2 separate regions of the Homo sapiens genome follow, and region 1 is linked to region 2. A link is a contact called in ENCODE POLR2A ChIA-PET data. All regions are on one chromosome and are shown on one strand. Each heading gives the region's core, a stretch centred on a gene start or an enhancer-like site at or near the end of the contact. The rest is flanking DNA. Distances are from core to core; before and after follow the strand shown.

Region 1 (5,196 bases), core at 1,042-3,541, 220 kb after region 2:
CCAGCGACTCGGGAGGCTGAGGCAGGAGAATGGCGTGAACCCGGGAGGTAGAGCTTGCACTGAGCTGAGATCGCGCCACTGCACTCCAGCCTGGGCGACAGAGCAAGACTCTGTCTCAAAAAAAAAAAAAAAGAAAGAAAAAATGGTTGGGCATGGTGCCTCACACGTCTGTAATCCCAACTTTGGGAGGCCAAGGCGGGAAGATTGCTTAAGCCCAGGAGTTTGAGACTACCCTGGGTAACGTGGTGAGACCTCGTCTCTACCAAAAAAATAAAAATAATCCAAGCATGGTGGCACATGCCTGTAGTCTAAGCTACTCAGGAAGCTGAGGTGGGAGTGTCACTTGAGCCTGGCAGGTCAAAGCTGCAGTGACCTGAGATTGTGCCACTTCACTCCAGCCTGGGTGACAGAGCAAGACACTGTCTCAAAAAAAAAAAAAAAAAAAATGTTTCAAGAGGCAAAGACATATATTAATTAAAGGTTTAACTATAGCAAGAAGATATAACAATTACAAACATTTATGTACCTAACGACAGACCATCAGTATACCCAAAGGAAAACCTGACAGAACTGAAGGGAGAAGTAGACATTTCTATACAGTAATACCTGGAGACTTCAGTACCCCCTCTCAATAATGGATAGAACAACCAGACAGAAAATAAGTAAGGAAATAGTGGACTTAACACAGTAAACCAACTAGATCTCACAGACACAGACAGAATCCTACCTAACAGCAATAGCATACACATTCTTTTCAAGTGTATGTAGGACATTTTCCAGGATACACCATATGTTAGGCTACAGATTAAATATCAGTGGATTTAAAAAATAGATATCAAAGTATCTTCTCCAACCACAATGGGATGAAGTTAAAAATCAATAACAGGTAAAACTGGAAAGGTCACAAAATTGTGGAATTTAACAATCAGTGAATCAAAGAAGAAATCACATGGAAATTAGAAAATACTTATAGATGAATGAACACAACACAGCCTACCAAAACTTATAGGGATCAGTGAAAGCAACATTAAAGGAGAAATTTGTAGCTATAAATGCTTTGATTATAAAACACGGAATCACTGATTGCAGTAGCATGTGCCTATAGTTCCAGCTACTTGGGAGACTGAGGCAGGAGGATTGCTTGAGCCCAGGATTTTGAGGCCAGCTTGGGCAACATAGCAAGACCTTATCTCGGCCGGGCGAGGTGGCTCACGCCTGTAATCCTAGCACTTTGGCAGGCTGAGGCCGGTGGATCACCTGAGGTCAGGAGTTCGAGACCAGCCTGGTCAACATGGCGAAACCCCATCTCTACTAAAAATACAAACATTAGCCAGGCATGATGGTGGACACCTGTAGTCCCAGCTACTCGGGAGGCTGAGGCAGGAGAATCACTTGAACCTGGGAAGCGGAGGTTGCAGTGAGCCAAGATCGCACATTGCACTCCAGCCGGGGCAACAAAGTGAGACTCTGTGTCAAAAAACAAACAAACACCAGTCTCTTTAACAAAAGAAGAGAAACTTAAAATCAACAACCTAACCTTACAACTTAAATAACTAGAAAAAGGACAAACTAAACCTAAAGCTAAAGGAAGTAATAAAGATTAGAGATAAATGAAATAAAGAATAGAAAAACAATAGAGAAAAGTCAAAGAAACCAAAAGGTGGTTCTTCTTTGAAAAGATAAACAAAATTGACAAAGCTTTATTTAGCCAGATGGACTAAGGAAAGAAAGATCGAATTACTAAAATCAGAAGTGAAAGTGAGGGCCGAGCGCGGTGGCTGACACCTATAATCCCAGCACTTTGGGAGGCCGAGGCGGGTGGATCACCTGAGGTGAGGAGTTCGAGACTAGCCTGGCCAATGTGATGAAACCCTGTCTCTACTAAAAATACATAAATTAGCTGGATGTGGTGGTACATGCCTGTAATCCCAGCTACTCAGGAGGCTGAGGCAGGAGAATGGCTTGAACCTAGGAAGCAGAGGTTGCAGCGAGCCAAGATTGCACCACTGCACTCCAGCCTGGGTGACAAGAGCAAACCTCCGACTCAAAAAAAGAAAGTGAAAGTGAGGACATTACTTCCAATTCTGTAGAAATAAAAAGGATTGTAAGAGAATACTATGCGTGGTGGCTCATTCCAGTAATCCTAGCACTTTGGGAAGCCAAGGTGGGTGCATTGCCTGAGCTCAGGAGTTTGAGACCATCCTGGGCAACATGGTGAAACCCTGTCTCTACTGAAAATACAAAAACTGAGCTGGACATGGTTGCATGTTCCTGTAATCCCAGCTACTCAGGAGGCTGAGTCATGAGAATCGCTTGAACTGAGGAGGCGGAGGTTACAGTGAGCCCAGATTGTGCCATTGTACTCCAGCCTAGGCAACAGAGCGAGACTCTTTAAAAAAAAAAATACTACGAACAATTGTTCATCAATAAATTGGATAACCTAGATGAAGTGTACAAATTTCTAGAAACACAAAACTTGTTAAGACTAAATCACTAAGAAATAGAAAATTTGAATAGAACTATATTGTAGTTAGTGAGGAGATTGAGTCAATATTCAAAAATCTCCCAACGAAGAAAAGGCTGGGCCTGATGGCTTTGGTGGTGAATTCTACCAAACATTTAAAGAGGAACTAACACCAATTCTTCTCAAACTTTTCCAAAGAATTTAAGAGGGAACACTTCTTTTTTTTCTTTTTTTGAGATGAGTCTCGTTGCTGTCGCCAGGCTGGAATGCAGTGGCGCGATCTCGGCTCACTGCAATCTCCACCTCCTGGGTTCAAGCGATTCCCTGCCTCAGCCTCCCAAGTAGCTGGGATTATGCCCGGCTAATTTTTTGTATTTTAGTAGAGATGGGGTTTCACCATGTTGGCCAGGATGGTCTCGATCTCCTGACCTCGTGATCTGCTCGCCTCGGCCTCCCAAAGTGCTGAGATAACAGGCGTGAGCCACTGCGCCCGACCAAGGGAACACTTCTTAAGTCTTTCTGTGAGGCCAGCATTACCCTGATACCAAAGCGAGACAAAGACAGTACAAGAAAACTACAAATCAATATCCTTTTTGAACAATGATGTAAAACTCCTCAACAAAATACTTGCATACTAAATTCAGCAGCATATTAAAAGGATTATACACCATGACCAAGTGGGATTTATTCCTGGAATAGATGATTTGACATGTGAAAATCAATCAATATAAATTTCATTAACAGTGAAGGAGGAAAAAAGTTACATGATCATCTCAATTGACACAGAGAAGGTATTTGACAAAATTCAACACCTTTTCATGATAAAAACACTTAACAAACTAGAAATAAAAGGAAACTACCTTAACATAATAAAAGCTTTATATGAAAAACCCTCAGTAAATATCATACTCAGTGGTGAAACACCAAAAGCATTTAAGATCAGGAACAGCGTAAAGGCGCCTGCTTTTACTGCCTCTATTCAATGTAGCACTGGAAGTCCTAACAGAGCAATTAGGCAAAAAAAGGAAAGAAAAGGCATACAAATTGTAAAGGAAGAAGTAAAGTCACCTCTGTTGGCAGATGATATGACTTTTTTATTTGTTATTAGTATTTTTCTTTGGTTCCTTCTATCATGTGCATCTTTACACTTAGTTTTGCTGTTTGTCAAATATTTCAAATATACATAAAATTACGGAGAATATCATTAACAAAATGAACACCCATCTATAAACCCAAAATGAAGATCCACTTGTGTACAACTTAGTAAGAAATTAACCTTTTGCCATATTTACTTCATCTCTTTTTGCAGAAGTTTGTTAGCATTGACATCCACTGTGTACCATTCTTCCCATTTTCAATCCCTTTTCCTTCCTCCTCTCTCCAGAGATAGGCACTCCCTTGGTTTTTAATGCAGTCTGTAGACATGCATATTGCTTTGCATGTTTTTAAACATTAACAAATGGCATCATAGTGTACAAATCATTCTGCAACTTGCTTTTTCACTAAACATTGCATTCATTTTAACTACCATATAGAATTCCATTGTATGAATATACCATAATTTACCCATTCCCCACCAATGGACATTTACTTTGTTTCCATTTCTTTTTTTTTTTTTTTTTTTTTTTTTTTTGAGATGGAGCATCTCTCTTGGTGCCCTGACTGGAGTGCAGTGGCGTGATCTTGGCTCACTGCAACCTCCACCTCCCAGGTTCAAGCGATTCTCCTGCCTCAGCCTCCCGAGTAGCTGGGATTACAGGCATGCAACACCATGCCTGGTCAATTTTGTATTTTTTAGTACAGATGGGGTTTCACCATGTTGGGCAGGCTGGTCTCAAACTCCTGACCTCAAGTGATCCATCCGCCTTGGCCTCCCAAAGTGCTAGGATTACAGGCATGAGCCACCGTGCCTGGCCTCCATTTCTTGTCTTACAAATAATGCTACAATGAAGGTTTATAAATTTCTTCTTGGGTACACATTTGAGAGTTTAGACGGTATAAGCCTAGAAGTGGGCCAAAGAGTATACATTTTCACCTTGTCAAATTCCTCTCCAAAGTGATTGTACCAGTTTACACTTTGTTGAGTCAAGTAGGAGAGTGTCCTTTGTTCCATATTCACTCAAATACTTGATATTATGAGATATTCATTTATTTTTTATTTTTATTTTTTGGCTAGGGGGTATCAGAGTCTCACTTTGTTTCTCAGTCTGGAGTGCAGTGCCGCGATCTCGGCTTACTGCAACCTCCGCCTCCCAGGTTCAAGTGATTCTCCTGCCTCAGCCTCCTGAGTAGCTGGAATTACAGGCTCTTGCCACCACACCCGGCTCATTTTTGTATTTTTAGTATAGGCAGGGTTTTGCCATGTTGGCCAGGCTGATCTTGAACTCCTGACCTCAGGTGATCCACCCGCCTCAGCCTCCCAAAGTGCTGGGATTACAGGCGTGAGCCACCGCACCTGGCCGAGACTTAAACTTTCAACAATCTGATGGGTATGAAAGAGAAACTTGTAGTTTTTAATCTGCATGTCCTGTAAGGATAATCATGTTCTCAGAAATGTTTATTGACTATTTGGGCCATCTATTTAAATTTTTTAAACTTTCATGTTCCCTTTTATTCTGTTATCACTTTCTCATAGTGATTAATAGTAGAAACTCTAGTTTTAAAAGTTAATACACATAAAGTGCTCAGAAGAGTCACAGCCATGTTGTTGGAGACAGTATTATTTTTATCCT
Region 2 (5,058 bases), core at 2,161-4,660:
TGCCTATAATCCCAGCTACTCGGGAGACTGAGGCAGGAAAATCATTGAACCCGGGAGGCGGAGGTTGCAGTGAGCCGGGATCACACCACTGCACTCCAGCCTGGGTAACAGAGTGAGACTCTGTCTCACAAAAAAAAAAAAAAAAAAAATTGAAAAAAAAAAAGTCAGCCAGGCTTGGTGGGGTGTGCCTATAGTCCCAACTACTGGGGAGGCTAGGTGAGAAGATCGCTTGAGCCTGGGAGGTGGAGGTTTCAATGAACCGAGATTGTGCCACTGCACTGCACTCCAGCCTGGGCAACAGAGCAAGATCCAGTCTTCAGACAAAACAAAACAAAACAAAAACAGGAAGTTGCAGCTAAGAGGCTGGGCTGTGGATAGGTAAAAGGACTGGCTTTACTGTTACCCCAGTAACTCTGGGGGGCACGTTGGGAGTAGCTAACCCATCCCTTTGCTTCTTAGGGACATGTTCAGAGGCTCAGAGACAGAAGAGGGCAGATCTCATAATTGACAGAGACTTCTGCAGTCTGAGAACACAGGGGAGACACTGGCCCTTGGTCCACCTCGGCCGGTGGAAGGTCTGACCACCTTGTGGCGATCCCATGATGGGTTCCACGAGCCCAGTGGAATTGTCCAGACTGAACGGCCAAAGTAGGAGGAGGCTGAAAAGACAGGGCGGTTTCTAGGGGTGAGAAGCCATGGGGTTAAAGGAGCCTGGGAACACAGTGCAGGGAAACATTGGAATTTAGGCTCCCTCCAAGCCAAAAATGGTACTTGAGTGGCCACAGGCAAGGGCACAGGGCCACCTCACACACTTGCAGTTTCCACACCACAAACACTCCTGGCCAATGCCTTGCTTGCTCAGTCCATGCTGGCGGGAGAAATCTTTCTTTTGTCATCTCTGGAGTGGGGATTGGAGACATCTGGGTTGTCCTTATGAGATCCTCAGGGTAAAGCCAGGCTTCTGGATTCTAAACACAGAGGGGTGGGCTGTTTCCAGTCTCATAGTAACAGCTGTGTTTTGAGGGATCTGTAGCTTTGTTTTTTGTTTTTTTGTTTGTTGGTTGGTTTTTGTTTTGTTTTGTTTTGTTTGAGACAGGGTTTCACTCTGTCACCCAGGCTGCAGTGCAATGGTGTGATCTCGGCTCACTGCAACCTCCGCCTCCTGGGTTTAAGTGATTCTCCTGCCTCAGCCTCCTGAGTAGCTGGAATTACAGGCAGCTGCCACCACATCCGGCTAATTTTTTTTTTTTTTTTTTGAGACAGAGTCTCGCTCTGTTGCCAGGCTGCTGGAGTGCAGTGGTGCAATCTTGGCTCCCCGCAATCTCCACCTCCTGGGTTCAAGCGATTCTCCTGCCTCAGCCTCCCAAGTAGCTGGGACTACAGGCATGTGCCACCACGCCCAAGTAATTTTTGTATTTTTAGTAGGGACAGGGCTTCACCATGTTGGCCAGGCTGGTCTTGAACCCCTGACCTCAGGTGATCCACCCGCCTCAGCCTCCCAAAGTGCTGGGATTACAGACGTGAGCCACTGTGCCCAGCCAGGATCTGTAGCTTTGTCTGGGAGCTCCCATCCATCTGGATGTCTCCAACCTTCTTGTTCCTAACTGCCCTGTCCTTGCCACCATGCTGTCTGAACTTGCTGGTATGCTGTCCTCCCTACACCCCAATGGTATGAGGTATCATCATTCCTCTATCCCCATCGTGCCTTCCTGCCTGTGCTTGGGCTGTTTTCCTTGCATGGGATTCCTTTTCTCAATAGATTCACCTGATAAACTCTCTTCCTGTCATATCTCTCTCTCTCTCTCTCAAGACTTAACCCAGCCATTGTCTCCTTCATGAAGCTCTCCAAGGCCACTCTCATGGTGTAAGGGGCCCTCTTAGGACTCCCATAACACCCTGGGCATTATTTCTAGCCCAGCACCACACTGCTTTGAAATGGGGTGCTTTGAGGTCTGTCCCCCAAAACGAGTCTGGGAAAGTAGCTCATTTTTCATAGTGCTGCAGAAATGGCTCAATATCCTCCCACCACCTCATCTTCCTTCCCGGCCCAGGGACACTGTCAGAGCCTCAGAAATTCCTCAGAATTTGCTCCTCTCGGTCCATGCCCCCAATTTGACCTGTTCCAGGTTATCATCTCTTTAACTTTTCCCTCCCCCATAAACATGGCGTCCACTGGACTCTGTGGACTCTGCTTGGTCTCTGGGGCACTCCTATTCGCTGACTATTAAACATTTACTATGTGCTAAACTCAACTCTTGTAGAGGTGTGAGGAGGGAATAAGGGACAGAAGATAAACCCAAGAACTATTTTTTTTTTTTTTTTGAAACAGAGTCTTGCTCTGTCACCCAGGCTAGAGTGCAGTGGCATGATCTCGGCTCACTGCAACCTCTGCCTCCTGGGTTCAAATGCTTCTCTGCCTCAGCCTCCCAAGTGGCTGGAATTACAGGCACCCGCCACCATGCCCAGCTAATTTTTTATTTTTAGTAGAAACGGGGTTTCACCATCTTGGCCAGGCTGGTCTCAAACTCTTGACCTCATGATTTGCCCCCCACACCGCCCACCTCCCAAAGTGCTGGGATTACAGGCGTGAGCCACTATGCCTGGCCAATTTTTAAAATTTCTATAGAAATGGGGACTCCCTTTGTTGCCTAGGCTGGTCTCAAACTCCTGCCCTCAAGTGATCCTCCCCTGCCTCGGCCTCCCAAAGTGCTGGGATTACAGGTGTGAGCCACTGCACTTGGCCCACAAACAATTTCAAATTAAATAAATGTATATCTGCACAGTCACTCATCTTACTTCTGGTGAGCATTATTTTTTTCATTTTTTTATTTATTTAAAAAACTTTTTCTAGACAGAGTCTCAGTCTGTTGCCCAGGCTGGAGTACAGTGTCACGACCTCTGCTCACTGCAACCTCCACCTCCCAGGTTCAAGCAATTGCTGTGCTTCAGCCTCCCGAGTAGCTGGGATTACAGGTGTGTGCCCCATACCCGCTGATTTTTGTATTATTAGTAGAGTTGGGGTTTCACCATGTTGGCCAGGCTGGTCTTGAACTCCTGACCTCAGGTGATCCACCCACCTCACACTCCCAAAATACTGGGATTTACAGGCATAAGCCACCACGTCCAGCCGCATGGGTGATTTTTGTATTTTTTTTAGAGACAGGGTTTCGCCATGTTGGCCAGGCTGGTCTTGAACTCCTGGCCTCAAGTGCTCTGCCTGCCTCGGCCTCCCAAAGTGCTGGGATTACAGACATGAGCCACTGCGTCCAGCCTGGGCATCATATTTTCAAGGAGAAAGTCTAGTACTACTAACTGCTAGATTTATAATTTTGTCTGATCCTCCTAGAGGGTATATGAAGACTCAGGCCCCACCCATGGAGGGTAGAACACACATTTGCTGAAGACTTTATGTGCTGGGCTGACTCAACTGGGCTGGATTCCAGGCCCATCACTGACTATGCTTCTGTCATTTCAACGGAGAGAAGAGGAAATGAGGATAAGTTCCAGAGGGATGCAAGGGTGAAGTGCACTCACAAAGGTCAGTCTCCAGGGTAGAGGGCACGCCCCACCCCTGCTGCCCTCCAAGGTCAGTCAGACTTCCAATGTCTAATTCTCAAGGTTCTGGCGAGTGGGCTCTCGGGACTGGGCTCCAACATCATCTTCTCCGAGAGGCCTGCCTAGATCCTCCCCTCCCTCAAACCAGATGTGGTCTCTCATTCTCTTCTGTTCACCAAAACAAGGTCTTGCCCACAGCAGGTAGATGTAGATCACATTCACTGGCTCACTCCTAAGGAACATGGTAGCCTGCCCCAGCTTGCAGCCTTCCAGTATGTCTAAGCCTCACCAGAACTTTAAATGACATCAGCCATGTACATGAATAAATACAGGAAATACCTCTTTCCTACTTCACTTCAGGAAATAGATACTACTGTGTTTTGTTAATTTCAAGCCACACTTTTTTTCCTCCACATTTTAACCTCTCTAAAAAGGGCCTGCACCTTCCAATGAGTGGGTAATGGGTACTCTCTCTTCCTTCCTTCCTTCCTTTCTTTTTTTTCTTTTTTTTTTCTGAGACAGGGCCTCACTCTGTTGCCCAGGCTGGAGTGCAGTGGCTTCAATCACAGCTCACTGCAGCCTCAACCTGCTGGGCTCAAGCGATCCTCCCACCTCAGCCTCCCAAGTGGCTGGGACTGCAGGCACATGCCACCAGGCCCAGCTATTTTTTTTTTCTATTTTTTTGTACAGGCAGGGTGTCATGTTGTGCAGGCTGGTCTTAAACTCCTGGGCTCAAGCAATCCTCCTGCCTTGGCTTCCCAAAGTGCTGGGATTATAGACGTGAGCCACCGTGCCTAGCCCAGATATTCTTTCTTAATGGTATATAAAATACTGCCACCTTTCCGTAGATGTCCTCTTAGATTTGATGAAATAAAGCATTATTCCTGTGTTATAGCTGAGAAATTATAGACACATGAGGTTAAGCCACTCACCCAAGACACAGAGCCAGTACATGAAAGGGCAAGGCTTTAAACTCAGGTAATGGAGGAGGCCTGGAATCCTCGGTGTCTGTGGTAGGCCATCTCCAAGACAGTCCCCAGTGATCCTAGCCTCCTGGTGTTCACACCCTTGTGTAATCTCCACCCCTTGAGGGTAGGCTGGACCTGGTGACTTGCCTCTAAGGAACAGAATAAAGCAAGTGATGGGTTGTCATGTTCTGGGTGGGAAAGTCTATGTACACGTATCCCCAAAACCCAAGGAAGCTGAGGCCAAAGAAAGCGGCTGACAAATTCGGTTTCTTAGAAAAAACATTTCTTTTTTTGTTGTTTCTTTTTGAGACGGAGTCTCGCTCCGTCACCCAGACTGGAGGGCAGTGGCACCATCTAGGCTCACCGCAACCTCTGCCTCCCAGGTTCAAGCGATTCTCCTGCCTCAGTCTCCCGAGTACTTGGGGTTACAGGTGCCCGCCACCATGCCCGGCTGATTTTTGTATTTTTAGTAGAGACCGGATTTCGCCATGTTGGCCAGGCTGGTCTCGAACTCCTGACCTCAAATGATCCGCCT

The links. ChIA-PET counts read pairs that join two places held with the same protein, here RNA polymerase II (POLR2A).
Region 1: POLR2A ChIA-PET joins it to region 2 with 12 read pairs in activated CD4-positive, alpha-beta T cell. The contact joins two enhancer-like sites. POLR2A ChIA-PET finds 5 or more read pairs at or near these places in 3 of 52 experiments (AG04450, activated CD4-positive, alpha-beta T cell and activated naive CD4-positive, alpha-beta T cell).

The regions. Positions count from the first base shown.
Region 1 is chr11:67,188,365-67,193,560 of GRCh38, forward strand. The region is part of intron 5 of KDM2A (lysine demethylase 2A); the gene reads left to right. Among named protein-coding and RNA genes, the nearest start is that of KDM2A, 72 kb to the left of the region's middle. Within about 2 kb of position 2,292, at least 2 of the 41 ENCODE cell types and tissues checked have a DNase peak (open chromatin) inside an H3K27ac peak, as active enhancers do.
Region 2 is chr11:66,964,386-66,969,443 of GRCh38, forward strand. No RefSeq gene overlaps it. Among named protein-coding and RNA genes, the nearest start is that of C11orf86, 8.4 kb to the right of the region's middle. Within about 2 kb of position 3,411, at least 5 of the 41 ENCODE cell types and tissues checked have a DNase peak (open chromatin) inside an H3K27ac peak, as active enhancers do.